Regions from separate parts of the Mus musculus genome. Here region 2 is linked to region 1. A link is a loop called in an ENCODE intact Hi-C map of the cell type or tissue named here. Cell type or tissue: left cerebral cortex. All regions are shown on one strand.

Evidence for each region. A loop is a pair of places that touch in the nucleus more often than their neighbours do. Peaks named below come from ENCODE experiments on the same cell type or tissue, not always from the same donor. Only the 100,000 strongest peaks of a DNase experiment are listed, where the experiment ranks them.
Region 2: a loop joins it to region 1, with 2.2 times the contacts of the local background. A loop is called at or near these places in 2 of 42 quality-filtered maps.

The regions. Positions count from the first base shown.
Region 1 is chr5:20,458,103-20,466,102 of GRCm38, reverse strand. Magi2 (membrane associated guanylate kinase, WW and PDZ domain containing 2) reads right to left here. Exons shown (of 23, transcript NM_001170746.1): 10 at 1-527. Among named protein-coding and RNA genes, the nearest start is that of Gm52764, 81 kb to the left of the region's middle. In left cerebral cortex, no CTCF peak of the experiment used is centred here; DNase peaks (open chromatin) are centred at 996, 3,504 and 4,204; H3K27ac peaks cover 3,790 bases.
Region 2 is chr5:20,517,252-20,525,251 of GRCm38, reverse strand. All of the region lies in intron 10 of Magi2 (membrane associated guanylate kinase, WW and PDZ domain containing 2), which reads right to left. Among named protein-coding and RNA genes, the nearest start is that of Gm52764, 22 kb to the left of the region's middle. In left cerebral cortex, a CTCF peak has its summit at 4,424 (motif pointing right); DNase peaks (open chromatin) are centred at 1,276, 2,156, 3,341 and 3,474; H3K27ac peaks cover 2,850 bases.

The sequences.
Region 1 (8,000 bases):
GAGGTCTCCTTCACACAGCCCAGGGCATCCCTGAATGTCAAGGATTTGTTTCACCCGCTGTCCCGTGGGACTGTCGGCAATAGTAAAGCCAAATCCCTGGGCACCTTTCACAATGGTTAAGGTCATAAGTTCAGCTTGAGTGGCTCCAGACGAAGCCATAGACACATTGTCGTCATGGACGGGTGGTGGATACGTGCCATCTAGCTGGCCGTCAGCTGGCATGGAGTGCAAAGAATGAGGTGGCCGGTCTGTAATATCTGGGACCGACTGTGAGGTCCGAGAAATGTATTCCAAGTATGTTTCATAGTTATGTCTTCCATTGACCATCACCGGAGGTGGCCTCTCCATTATTGCAAGGGGTGGCACCATGCTGTTAGCAGGATCTTCAGGGTCAAAGGGCAAAGGGTAGCCACGACACAACACCAAGTTGACACTCTGACCAATAGGAACAGACTGGAAAAGTTTGACAACATCTGCATGAGTGTGTCCAAGGACACAAACTTCATTAATATAGACAATGACATCACCTGCAAAGAAAAAAGGAGAGATTGACAACATGAGGTAAGTCCAATTAACATCAACATAGAGAAATGGAATTATTTATGAGAACACTGAAAGAGTTCTCTGCTTCTCAATAAACAATGAGAAATCTGTTACAGTAATACTTCAATTCTCTGTAGGTGACTCAAGGACACAAAGGTCTGCCAATGGTAGAGTGGGCAAATGCTGAATAAAGCCCTGCTTGGTTATTCTTCAAGTTTGGAAACAACCCCACACTCAGGATCAGGAAGAAAAGAAGTTAGAAGAATTTTTACTTTGAAGAAACATACATTTTGCTTTTCTTTTCTTTGTCATTTCCATTTTAGAACAACTAAGATCAAAGAAATTTCAAACTGTTGAGAAGTAATAGCCATAAATCTTGGATAAAAAAGAAAGTTCCGGTATTTGAAGGTTTGTGGAGGCACGGTGCGAAATGAGTGAGAAGGTGAAGAAGCAGGGCTTGGCGCAGTGACTGAACATGGTAAGAGTGCAGTCACCACGGATGGCAGGGACGCAGGACCCGGCCAGCCAAACAGGGAACTGCTGTGGACCCAGTCTCTTATCTTGGAAAATTATTTTAGCAGCATTTGTTCTCTTTCCCAAGTGAGTTATCACAGGCTTATAGAAGTCTACTGGTTAGAAGCAAACTTTATGAACTTAGAAATGCTATGAATACAAATTATTCATTAAAAAACATAACCATTAAAATGATTTCTCCTTTAAATGTAAATGACAAAGTTGTTTGAGATAATTGTTTTAAGGTTTCTTAAATTGTACATGAATAACAACTTTATTTTTGGAGACTGGTTCTATCATGGGTGGGTATTTTTATCTTCATGAACCATAATACTTGAAAATTAAACTTGAAAATTAAAATTGTGACTGATGATGCTGAGGAGTATATCAGGAAGGAAAGCTATGCTCTTGTAGACTGTCAGAGGGCAACTCAATAGACATCTATTTACTGATGGAGTTTTGAACTGTGTAGTACAAATGGCCAGGGATTTCTCTCTGAGATATCCTCATCCATCAAGACAACAAACACCAAAAAATTTAAAAAACTAAATACGTTTTTAGGTGTATATATATATATATATATCCAATGTACTTATAAATGAGTAGTTCTAGTAGTAAAAATTCCTAAGAAAAATGCCCTCAACATCGTTGGTTTGATTAACAGCCATTTTTCCTAAATGTGAGGCAACCAGAATTCTAAAGAAATAAGTAGATAGGTTGAAAGGCTCAACAGATATTGTCAAAAGACCCAGGTAGGCTTGCTTTTAGAAAGTTCTGTAGCCTATGTGAGTAAAGGATGACAATTCCTTTCCACAATGTCAGAAAGGATGCTGAAGCATTGAACCCACACCTGCAGAGCTGGTGGCTCTTCCTCCTCTGCTATTAGACTTTCTTGCTTGAGTGGAGCAGCTGAGAATGCCTCTGCATCATTTTAAACTAACTTTATTCATCTCAGAGTCCTAGAAAAATGCCAGAGCCAGATAGGCTATTTTCTCTCCTCCACTCCCCACCTCCATCCTAACCTCTGGCACTGGAGGATTAAGGCCAGGAGATCCCACATACTAGATAATTGCTCTACTACTCTGTTGCATCATACCTTTAATTACAATTCCCCAGATTGCAAGGAGGACAAGTATCTTATGTAGGTTTGCTCTTGGGCACATATCATCTTCTCTTCCATCTATCCATCCATCATCCATCCATTCATCCATCATCCATCCATCCATCATCCATTCATCCATTCTATCCATCCACCCACCCATCCATCCATCATTCATTCATCCATCATCCATTCACCCATTCCATCTATCCATCCATCCACCTACCCATCATCCACCAATCATCATGTTTCATCCATCCATCATTCATCCATCCATCCACCATCCATCTATCCATCCACCATTCATCCATCTATCTATCTGTCCGTCTACCCATCCATTGTCTGTCTATCTATCTATCTATCTATCTATCTATCTATCTATCTATCTACCTACCTACCTACCTATCTTTACTCTGGACCCAACATTTTCTGTGTGTTTAGGAGACTGCATGCATGGTATAGGGTGATGACTTGGGATAGTGATGTAGAAGACTGCGTTCCAGGACTATCATTTACTAGGAATTTGATTTAGCACAAGGATATGACAGATTTCTTTTAAATGATGAAGAAATATAATACTAATTTATGATTACCTGAGACATAACTAATAACTAGACAATATAGGTGACAAGGCTTGTGACTGTACATCTTTATGAAAATATTGTTGCTACTCCTGTAGTTATTTGTCCTTGACAATATCCTTCTGAAAAACTAGGGTGGCCTAATTAAGATATTCCCACCACAGTCATAGCCAAATGATTATAGAAGTGATTGATTCTGAGTGAACAAGTAAAAGGCAGGAAGGTGACAGATGCCACTTTACTCTAAGGCTGTCACTAACTTTAATCACAGTTGACAACCCTCAGTCCCCAGGCACTTAATCTTTCTCTCTGTTCTGGTCTTCTCTAGGAAAAAGGAACTAGTTCTTTTCATGCCTAAAGAACAGTTACGTGGTAATTAATGAGAACTACTTATGGTTCTTTGCAAAACTGCCTTTAAATATGTACAAATAGTTTCTACTCCATAGTTTTTCAAATCATCAAACAAGAAACTGATGAAGAATACTGTATGATTCTCTTTACTGAGGAAAAACAAATTTCTGAAGGTAAAAGATGAGAGTTGAGTTCTTGAAAAGCTATCTAACTCCTTGACAACATTCAGTTGCCCACTCTACAAAATATATAAATGCCCAGATAATGTGTCATATCAAAAACTTCTATAGATGGTGATCTGTGATTGTGCTTGTTTAGATGGAGCGGACGAGGCAGATTATTCATAGACTGTGCTGTATGAATGTCATTGACATGTTGTGAAGCAAAATAGAAGCCACCTGGCATGTGTCACCCTACAGTGTTCCAAGCCAAGTTCTAAGATAGACTGGATTTAAGAGCACAGACAGGGGGGGCTAGCTCTAGTGCCAACCTGCTTGCCTGTTTCAGAGGGAGAGCTGTAAGGGAGTCACTTGATTTCTGAATCTGTTTCTTCCTTCATAAGCTGGAAATTAAAACATTGCTTTCATTTCTGCCTTTTCAGGTCTACTGTGAAAATGAGATCTTGCTGTGAAAACATTTTTACCAAGGAAAGATTCTCCATACAAATATAAGGATGCATTTCTTTGGAAAGCTAAGCACATCTTGCACTGATACCTTGCACTGATACCTTGATTAGATATTCATTGCACTGATACCTTGATTAGATATTCACTTACAGCCCGATTCAAGACAGGCAATTCTAGAAATATTGACTTAAGGTCAGATTGATATGACAGATGAATGTGGTGACCTCCACTGGTATGGTCTCATAATGATCTGGTATCCAATCATGGGGTTTTTATGTACAGGTAAGAGAAAGGGGGTTTAAAGCTATTGTTATATATGAAAAAATGTTCTAAAGTAATTTGGTTCTTTCTTAGTCATGGAGATAAATATATATCACTGGATATTTCCTGGACACCTCATCATTTTGGGAATAAAAGAGAACACTCTTGACGAAGCATTGTTTAAATTAGAGTTATTTTTATGCTGAGTTCCTCTACTCCCACATTCTTTGAGTCACTGTGGACTAAAGAATCTCCCTTTTCCGTGTCTCTCATGTTGGATCTGCTTTCCTTAACTACCTCTGCAGACCTGACTAGAATGATTGACTTCTTGATCAATATTCTTCTTATAGTCTATTCTACTAAGTTAAAAATACTTAACAGCCATGCCTGCCATTTTCCACCCTTTATCTACAGTCTGTTGACCTTATTTCTGTCTGATCCACCCTGCAGATCACCACTGTGGGACGTCAGTATCATTACTGCTCATAATTCCTACCTTGAAGCTCACCATGAAGTTGGAATGTCTTATCCGCTACCCTCCATTTTAATGGATATGTTTAACTCAACCTATTCATCTCTTTTCCTACCTTAAGGATATATTGTACTGTTTCCAATGAAATCTCTGTTACCATATGCTTGTGGCTGTAAACCTCAGACTTAGCTGTATCATTGGTGTTCTGCCTCTTCTAAGCTTTCTGTACAATGTGTAGAATATTATATCAGCACCATATTGGAAATTCTTTACATTGGAATGGAAAAGATATCAAAACTGGAAAAGATACCAAAACTGAACTTAGTACCTCCTCATTTGTGTTTCTAGCTTTTCTTTTAATCAAATCAGAGATTTTTTTGATAAAAGAATTATTTTCATCAACCCTGTCCATCCTACCAATTACATACACTCTATAAAACAAGTTAATTCTTCTCCTTGCCCAATACAATTTATTAAAGTGTACTTTCTTGACCTCTAGTTAATTTTAATAGTTTTAAAATATTATCATGACATAGAATTTGATTATGTTCTGTATCCATTTTCACTGTTTTATAATGATCACAAACACCTACCTAGTACATGTTAACACATCATTTTGGAGCTTGTTGACATAGATTTACTTGTCAATGTTCCCATTCACATTAAAGAAACATGTGTTCACTTCAGGAATGTAAGTACACTGTGGTTGGTTGAGCTAGAAGGCTCAGGTGGAGACTAAACATATGACCTGTGCTTGTAGCCGTGGGTAGAACACATGTCACCCATGGTTGGGCATCTCAGCACATGCTCATGTCTGTCCCCAAATGAGAAAGGCCAGGCCATAAACACTCAAGAAAGCAAACTGGTCAATGCCATTTCCCCCTATATTTCCAGATGAATTTTTAAAATGGTCCTATGTCTTTTTTTGCTCAAAAGTTTTTCCTTATACTTAAATATAATCTCTTCAGCTAAAAATTCTCTATTTCTATCCTTACAAAGACAGGAACATTATTCTTTTGAAAATAGTTTCTTAAATCCTGCAAAGTCTCTTTAAGATGAAAGTTACAAAATCAGACTTCAATCTGAGGAGAATTCCATCTTGGCAGTAGATCTTGCCATAGTTCTGTTAACTTATCTTGAAGCTAGCACTATTGTACGTGCCAATCAATTTGGGTAGAGGAATAAAAATGGGTGCCTAAGTTATGGGAGCTATAAAGGTATTATTTGACTATAAATATAAGTGACATTGCCAATTAAGATGAGGGGAAACAAAGTTTACACATTAAAATAATTTGTCTTTATGTTTTTTTTAAAAAAACTTATTGATTGTTCTCTCATACAATGCACCCAACTGCAGTTTCCCCTCATCCATTCCTCCCATTTTCCCTTCCACCTCCCCTCTCCCCCAGCTTCACTCCTTACCTCTGTCTGCCCACCCTCCCTATTCTCCCCCCCCCCCCCCCCAAGTACAGGCTTCCTGGGGATGTCAGCTGAACCCTGCAAGACAAGATACAATAGGACAAAGGACAAATCCTCACTTGAAGGTTGGGCAAGGCAACCCAGGAGGAGGAACAGGGTCCCATGGGCAATGTGTACTAAAGTCATGTGTGTCATTAATGGAAAACGTAATTGCTTGAAAGTCATGAGGTATTGATTTTTATGCAGGTATGCCAATAACTAGCAACTATTTCTGGGGTTTGGTCCTTATTTATTTTTTAATTTATTCAGCAAAGGTTTCCATGTATTTAATTGCTACCAAGAAGTTTGTTTGTTTGTTTGTTTGTTTGTTTGTTTTTTCATTGAAATTCTAAGGCAGGAGCCTTTGACTCAAGTTCTTGAATTATTCTTAAATTCCCTCCCTCTCTCCCTCCCTTATTTTCTTTTTTTTTTAAATTTTTTTATTAGATATTTTCTTTATTTACATTTCAAATGCTATCCCAAAAGTTCCCTATACCCTCCCCCTGCCCTGCTCCCCTACTCACTCACTCTCACTTCTTGGCCCTGGTGTTCCCCTATACTGGGACATATAAAGTTTGCTAGACTAAGGGGCCTCTCTTCCCAATGATGGCCGAGTAGGCCATCTTCTAATACATATGCAGCTAGAGACACAAGCTCTGGGGGTACAGATTAGTTCATATTGTTTTTCCACCTATAGGGTTGCAGACTCCTTCAGCTCTTGGGTACTTCCTTCCTTCTTGCCCCCTCCTACCTGCCCCTCCCCCTTCTCCTTTCTTCCCCTATTCCTACCTCTCCCATTACACCATCTCCATCTATTCCAGGGATCTCTCTCTGCAGGAGTCTCTAGCTGTGCTTTCTGGTGTCACAGTAATAACCAGGGATGGGGGAGGGAAGGGAAACCACGTTAGTTTATTGGATTATAGGGTCTGGTAATTGCACCTCAAGTTGACTCTGGGGAGTAGACAGGCCCTTTCCAATACTTCTTGTTTCTTCTGGTCGGGATTGTTCCAGTTCCCAGGAGATATGAGGTGTGTATAACTCTTCACACTGAGGTATCAGTGCCAGAGGCTACAAAGCTCCAGACACCATCTTGTGTTGGCTTCCTTGTGAACATGCCCCTAGCCCACATGCTCAACATACTTTTTCTCATTGTCTTCCAGTGCCTGGCGATTAGTCCGGTATAGACTCTCCAGGGCCATATCCAGGACACGTGGTACATATCCTCATCATCTCTCACATCTTACCACAAGTTCTTGGCTGTGGTTAGCCTGTAAATTGAGTTGCCCCTCCCCCACACACCCCTCCCTCAACACACACAATCCCCCTCCAGCCTCTGCGCTCTTTATCCCATATTTGCTTTTCATTTTTTGCTCACTAACAAACTGATGGCCATCTCTGAGGCCAGCTTCATCTTTTTGACCACCCTGTAACCATCTCTCCCTACTTATTCCCAATAGCACAACCTTCAGTGGCTGAACCATACCAAGAGCACATGTTGATGCCTCCAGTCAGTGACTCTATTTAAATAGCGTTTACAACCCTCACCTGATCTAATCTTTATTTTATACACAGACATTGAGCCTGGGAGAGGTTAAGTAACTTATGAATTCACAGTGATAATTAGGTCAGAATCAGATACCAGAACCAGGCCCTTAATACAAGTGTTAAGAATTAATTTCAAGCAGTCCAGGCTATATTTTGACTTAAGGATATTTTTCAAATTACTATCTGCCAGGCTGCTGGGTAAAATATCTTCAGTTCATGAGTGTGAAAATTGAGAGATGAACTGCAGTGTTCTTTTGATTGGCTAAGTTAATGGAGGGAGGCACTGAAGCAGGTAATTATGGACAGGGAAGTCCATGGCAATAGCTCATCTGTTTCCTGCAGTCATCTATATAATACATTGTTTGGAAGAGGGCTTAGGGGACGCTGAGCTGGAGGAATGTCAGAGGATCACAGCCTACGACACTCAGAAACCATCGTGATATATCACACACGCACATATGTGTTAACATTAGAAATGGTAATTTCTAAGATGTAGCTTCAAAGGTCCTGCATCAGATAACTTTGCATAGCACTGGGCAGTTTCAATGGCA
Region 2 (8,000 bases), 59 kb before region 1:
TAAGAATGGTGGTTTCTTTATATTTTAGTTTCTGGCTTTTAGTTCCCTCACTGCTATAGGATATGAATATTAGACTTTTCCTGAGGGGTTAATTATTGTTTAATTATCTGTCTCATTATGTGAACATCGGTCATTTACTGTCTGCCATGTTCAGCAGAATTTACAAATTTAAGCACATTTCATGAGTTTTGAGACCACAAAAGCAGATGACTTCAAGGTATCACTCCGAACTAAATACAACATGAGTTGTTACAGATGAGAAAGTTTAGATGAACTGGAGAGAGAAATTCAGATGCCTTTGCATATAAAGTATACCGGACAACTATAAACAAACAAACAAACAAACAAACAAAAATGAATATGATCTGGTCACTTTGGAGTCATATAAACTTGAAGTACTATATGCAACTCCACCTAGAAGTGCAGTAGATGAAAAGAGAAAAACATAGCAAAAGTAGCTTAAAGAAGAACTTCTGTCCATTGAGAAGGGCAGGCTGACGAAAGAGGACCACACTGCTGTCATACCGAAGTTCACATTGGATTATAAGTTAACTAATCACAGCTGTAAATAAACTAGGGCACACAGTTGCTGGGTAAGATAGAACAAGTCTAGCTAAATGTACATTTCAGGGAAACAATTTTGCAGCCCAAGAATGTCTCACATACAGCATGAGATATACTTCTGGACCATAATATTTTTTCTTGCCTAAATTTAAATTCAACTGTGATTTTGATATTTTTATTTACTAAATCTGACAACCCCAAGCAGGAAAGAACTTATATGAGTTAGCGAACATTTAAAAAGCAGCTAGCTTCTACTGCATGTCAAATCCATCCATTTCTGCGGGACAAAGCATGAACTAATTAATATTTCCTTCATTGTCTGGAATCTTGCTTTAGGAAAACCTCAGAACTCTGCATGTTCATAGATCCCTGGGTTGGGTTGGATGCTTGTTCATCAAGAATTGGACAGAGGGTGGGACTGCAGAGATGCAGAGCCCTATGGCCAGAATGGACCCAGGACTACTTCTGCATCGTGTTGCTGTAGGCCACAGTGTTTCCTCCTAAGCAGAATTCTTAGGGTGGCTCTTTTCAGTACAGATTTCTGACACTTGATACTTCAAGTCAAAGGAGCATACTGAGAGAGAAATCAGGGAAACAATTCTATTCACAACAGCCTCAAGAGTTATCTAACCAAAGGCTTATACAATGAAAATACTTTAAGACACTAAGGCAAGAAATTGAAGAAGACACCAGAAGGTGAGAACACCTCCATGCTCATGGACTGGCAGGATTAATAGTGTGAAAGTGGCCATCCTACAGAAAGCACAAAAAGACTCAATGCAATCCTCATAAAAATTCCAATGCAATTTTTCACACAAAAGGAAAAACATTTTAAATTTCATATGGAAACACAAAAGACACAGGAGAGGCAAAACAATCCTGAACAATAAAAGAATAGCTAGAAATATCACTATCCTGGATTTCAAGTTATACTATAGATCTATAGTAAAACCGGCATGGTACTGGCATAAAAACGGACATATTAATCAGTGGAATAGAACTGAAGAACCCACATAGGTCTACACATTTACAAAGAGGCCAACAATATATACTGGAGAAAAACAACAACAACAACAACAACAACAACAACAACAACAACAGCAACAAGAAGCACTACCACCCAGCATCTTCAATAATTGGTGCTGGTCAAACTGGATTACCACATGAAAAAGGAGCCAAGTTGCTCTTCACCTTCCATACTGCGTGAAACTCAACTCTAAATCAAGCAGGAGCCTGGTCTTCTAAGTCTGACCAAGGAGAAAGGAGGGATGACCTTGAACTCGTTGGTGAAGGAATGGACCTTCTCAACAGGGCCCCAATGCTCAGACATTAAGGCCAACAACTGACAAATGGGACTTCAAGGGCACTGTCATGCAGGCGAAGACAGCCTGTACATCAGGCCGGGTTAGTATCCAGACTATACAAGGAACTGAAAAACTAAACATCAAGAAAACAAACAACTCAGCAATAAATTGGGGCATGACATTAAATAGAGAATTCTCGAGAGAAGACAAATGGCTGAAAAGCACATACAAATATTTAACATCCACAGCCACACGGGAAATGCAAATTAACATTGGAGGAAGATTTCAACTTCCTCCAATCAGAATGGCTATGATCCAAGGTAAATGCTATGCGGTGTGCTGGTGTGCGCATAGGGAATGAGAAACACTGAGTCAATCCCAATGAGAGTGCGAACTGGTTCAGCCAGTACAGAAATCAGTGTGGAAACGTCTCACAGACGAGGAATAGGCATAACCCAGGATACATTGAGATACCTGTCTGTTCATGTGCACGGATGCTCATTCACAGCTATGAAGTAGAAACAGCCTAGATGCCAATCAACTGGTGAACTGGTAATGAAGAAATGTGTTACCTTTACACAACGAAATGCTATCAGGGGCTAAGAAAGACAAAATTACAAAATTTCCAGGTAGACAGATGGAGCTGAAACAACCCAGGCCCAGAAAGACAAAATGTTTTATGTGGAAACTATCTTAATCTTAGGTATGTGTATTCATTCCATTTGGAATAGCCATAGCCATCCAGGAATTAGAGGTTACCTAGGAGGTGGGTTTCAAGAGAGGGGAGAGAGAATACAGTGGTATAAAAGGTTAAAGGGGTTAAACGGGGGGCGGGGGGAGTTGAGAGGCAGGGGACAGGAGGGAACAGGTTGGAAGAGCTTGTAAACACTGAAAACATCTCAAAGAAGCCACGCAGAATCCTACTTCCGGAGAAGATTTCTAACACACACATGCACACACACATGCACAGACACACACACACACACACACACACACACACACAGACACACACACACACACAGACACACACACACACACACACAGACACACACACGCGCACACACGCATGCACGCACGCACGCACGCATACGCACAGACACAGACACACACAGACACAGGCACACACACACAGACACAGACGCACACACGCACGCATGCGCACATGCATAGACACACAGACACACACAGACACACAGACACAGACACACACACAGAGTTTAACTAGAGTCACCCGTAATAAGTCAAGATTGTCCCTACTACAAGATAACAAATGATCACTCCTGCCACTGGCCTTTTCAATCTTTTTGGGAGTTGTTGGCAAGTGAGCTCCCATAGATGCCACACATGATAGGCTACTGCAAACACTGGCTACCTCCAGAACTCGATGGCAAAACCCTACTGTGAAGACACCATGCGCTTGACTCATAAAACATGGAGAAATCCACTGGCATTGTTCTGGAGGCGTCTCCCTATTGGGTAGCTTTCATAGTGCTGGAAGGTAATTGCCAATTTTAGCCAGCTGTGAACTGTGTGAGCTACAACCATGACGGCTTGTGCTCCTGTGATAATTTACAGCTGCTTTCACAGGGTAACAGATGATGAACAGTCTGAAGATCACCCCGTTGAATAAAGGACCAGTACACAGTGAGCATCCGCAGCGACTCACAGCCGTATCAATGTGGAACAATGCCAGAAGAGCTTTTTGAGATTTCCCGAAAGTTCTCCAAATAGAACTAAATCTTGAAATGCACTTCTGTTTCTCAGCTGATAGATATACTGAATGCCCACTGCAAAACGTGAGGTGATTCATTTAGCAGGAAAACCACCTAGACATATGATTCAAGCTTTAAAGGTTCTTACTGCAATTTCACGTATCTTTAGGAGGATTCTGCAGTTACCAGGAATGATTGACAAGCCAGAGGAATACTTTCTAATTTCTTTCTTATGCAGAGGGAAAGGCATAGGAGCCATTTTGAAGGAAAGCCCCATTTCTTCACAGATTTTCACGCACTGTGTCACTGAAAGCTGTGTATCTCTTTGCTAAAGACCCAATAATGTGAACACATTTAGTAGTACTCAAGTAGACACTTATAGGCAGCCCTCGACCAGACAGTGCCTCAAATTACCTGCTTTGTACCTCTCAGAAGGTGTGAGAATAATATTACACGTGGCACAACGTATATTTTAAATTTTGATCTTTTCTAGGCAGCTGTAAGGTGAGATTTTCTCGAGAGCTTGATGTTGGCTGGTGACACCCAGGAGCAATTCCCAGTCAGTGGCATAAGGAAAGGAGAACGCAGCCCACAGTCTACAGGGCTCAGGCTTTCTAAGCCCTTACCTTTACCTTACTGTAGTTTTAACAGGACGAAGACTTATAAGGACATCAACCCAATTCTGAGTCAAGGGTCATTGATACGCCTTAATTAAAGTGACAAATTTTATGTTATATGTATTTTGTCACAAAAGTGTAATTCTTTTTAAAAAAGATTTATTTATACATTTATGATTTCTTTTATGTATATGAGTGCTCTACCTGCATGTACACCTAGATGCCAGAAGAGGGTATCAGAGTAGATAGTTGTGAGCCACCATGTGGTTGCTGGGAATTGAACTCAGGACCTCTGGAAGAGCAGCCAGTGCTCTTATCCAGTAATTCTTAAAAGTGTGAAAAGTGAAGAAAAGAGGAAAAGGACAGTGAATTAAGTGAATATCATTTGTATGAGGGAGGGAGGGAGAGAGAGAGGCAGAGAGAGAGAGGCAGAAAGGCAGAGAGAGAGAGGGAGAGAGAGAGAGAGAGAGAGAGAAGAAAGCAAGAACTGAGTTTCCCCCTGTAGTCCCTATGATTCCTACACATAGATATTTTCACCACATATATTATATATACACACTATCTATCTATCCACTTATATTTAAACAGAAACTCACCTATCCCAGGTCAGCCTTAACCTACTTTCCCATATCTGCCTTCTGAGTGCTGGGTCTCAGGCATGCAGCATCAAGCTTAGTGCTAGGGATGAGTTTACACACATGATTCCTGAGTTCTCAGCGGCGAGCATCCTACCAACTCAGCCAGAGCCCTATCTCTCTTGCGGTCACCGACACTGAGGCTCTTGGAGGACAGTCTCCCTCGTAGTCCCGAAGCCTTAGAAGCTCTCCAATGGAAGACACTATTTGTAAAAGGAGTCTCAAAGGGTGGCAGAAGCACCCGAGGCCGTTAGAATTTCCAGTGAGAACTAATTTGGGAGAGAAAAATGCTTCTAATAAAGCTAATCCTTACTTTTTCATTTTCTCTCAGCCCGGCAAACAGACCAACCTATAAGCTTTCCAAAAAAAAAAAACAACAAAAAAAAAGACCTGCCTGCCTTTGGTAGATGCAAGCTAGTAAGTAATGAGAAAATTCCCACTAAAAGCAAATTCCCACTAAAACCCATTTAGTGTTGCTCACCCCTCTCTTGTTTTGATGATTTTCTGTGTGTGTTTTTTTTTTCTATTAAAATTCATTAAATAGCTTAAGCTCTGCAGTTCCCGTAGATAGTTTGTTTAAGCTATTTGAAGTAAGTAAAAGGACAATTTCTCTTAATGAAACTGACCTAGGCTAAGAAATGACCTTTCCCTTAAGGGATCAGGGATTAAACACTGCTGGCAATGTTCAGTTCAGCCAAGCACTTCATTCAGTGTGCAGGGGGAAAAAAATCTCATATTGCCTGCCACTTTGACCTATATTCATAATTTATAGCTAAATTTTACACAATACATATATCAAATTTTATGTTGTGAGGTTTTCTTTGCAGTAAGTTAAAATGATTTTTCATATATTATATATAACATTAAAAATAAAAACCATAAAACTGTTTTCAAATTTAATTGCTTCCCTGGCTTGGATTTTTATAAAGAGAACAATCTAACCATATCAAGAAATCTCAATGAGCATCATAAAGGATAAGCCTGAACATTCTTTTGATAAAATCAGGTGCACAATAAACAGATTCAAAATAAACGAGGAAGACAGATCCCTCAAACAGGGATGGACAGGAAGGGTAGTGGGAGTGAGGTTCAATGTGTGTCTAAAGAAAATATGATCAATTAGAGAGGACTTTAGTAACCAAGCTTAGGTCCCTCTGAAAGAGCAGCAAGTGCCCTTAGTGGCTGAGCCAACTCTCCAGACCCAACAGAGGATTTCGATTTGTGTTCTGAACAAGACTAGGGGCAAAGAGAGAAAACTGGCTGGTTTTATGGTACACTGTAAACACTCACAAAGAAAATGAAGAATATCAAGACTTTGTAGTAGAAAAAGCCAAGCTCTGAGAGTTTTATGCACCAATGATAAAGGGTTAAACAGGAATTATGAAATAGGAGAGAAGAAAATTAGTCAGGGAGGACAGGGTAGATGAGGGAAACTGGGAGGGAGAGAGAACACCAAAGGCTTACAAAAAAATCATATGGAAGCTTACTGGTTTTAGCACAGAACTATACCAGACTTTTAAAGGAGAGTTTATGCCAATACTCTTTATATTATTTCACAAAATAGAAACAGAAGGAACACGGTTTAACTTGTCTTATGACCCTGATACTTAAATCACACAAAAACCCAACAAAAAATAAAATAAAGTAAAATTACAGACTACTTTCTCTCATGAACATAGATACAAAAAATTCTCAATAATTACTTGCAAAATAAATCCAAGAACACATCAAAAAGATCATCCACCATGATCAAGTAGGCTTCATCCTAGAGACGCAGGGATGGTTCAACATATATAAATCAATAAATGTGATCCACAATAAAAACAGACTGAAAGAAAAAGGATACATATGATCACCTCATTATATGCAGAGAATGCCTTGAACAAAATTCAATGCCTCTTCATGATAAAAGTCATGGAGAGATTAGGATACAAGGGACATAACTTAACAAACTAAAGGCAATTACAATAAGTCCATAGCCCACATCAACTCCAATGGGGAGAAATTCAAAAGCAATCCCACCAACATCAGGAGCATGACCAGGTTCTTGCTTCTCTTCACACCTCAGTGTAGTACTTGAAGTCTTAGCTGGAGCAATAAGACAACTACAGGTGATAAAGGGAATAGAACTTAGAAGGGAAGAAGTTGAGGTTTCTCCATTTGCAGATGGTACAATAGTATACACAAGTGACCCTAAAATTCCACTAGGGAATTGCATTAGGTTTTTTTTTCCCTTTTGATAAACACTTTCAGCAACGTAGGTGGATATAAAATTAACTCACAAAATCAGTAGCCTTGATAGATACAAAAGACAAATGAACTGAGAAAGAAATTGCGGAAACATCCTTTACAAATCCTCAAAAATATAAAATATCTTGATGTGACTCTAGCCAAGCGTGTATAGATAAACACAAGTCATCAAAGAAAGAAATAGAAAACACTGGAAGATGGAAACATCTCCCGTGCTCATGGATCAATAGGATTAACATGGTAAAAATGGCCAGCTTACCAAATACATAAATCTACACATGCATGGACACCTGATATTTGGTAAGGAAGCCAGATATACACACTGGAAAAAAGAAAGCATGTTCAGTAAATGATACTTGTCAAACTGAATGGCTGCATGTGAAAGATCGCAAGTAGATCCATACTTATTACCCTACACAAAACTCAACTCCTAATGGATCAGAAACTTCAACATAAAACTAGATACATTGAGCCTAACAGAAGACAAAGTGGGAATTGTTGGAACATGGTCCAAGAATGGAGTTGTGTGAAGAGAATCCTGAGGAAACGCTAAGAAGACAAGAGTCTTGTGATCTCAGTTTCTTCAAACACAGACATTGTTTAGTTTTTTTTTTTATATATATATACAGAATATTTTTGATATATTTTTAATATTAACCCTCTATCACACTAAAAAATGGGGTACAGATTTAAACAGAGAATTCTCAAGAGAGAAAACTCAAATGGCTGAGAAACACTTAAAGAGATGTTCAACATCCTTAGCCATCAGGGAAATGCAAATCAAACTACCTTGAGATTTCATCATAGCAAGAATGGCTAAGATGAAGCAATAAAACAAATGACAGCTCATATTGATTGAGGATGTGGAACAAGGGGAGCACTTAATCAGAGTGAAAACTTGTACATCCAGTATGGAAA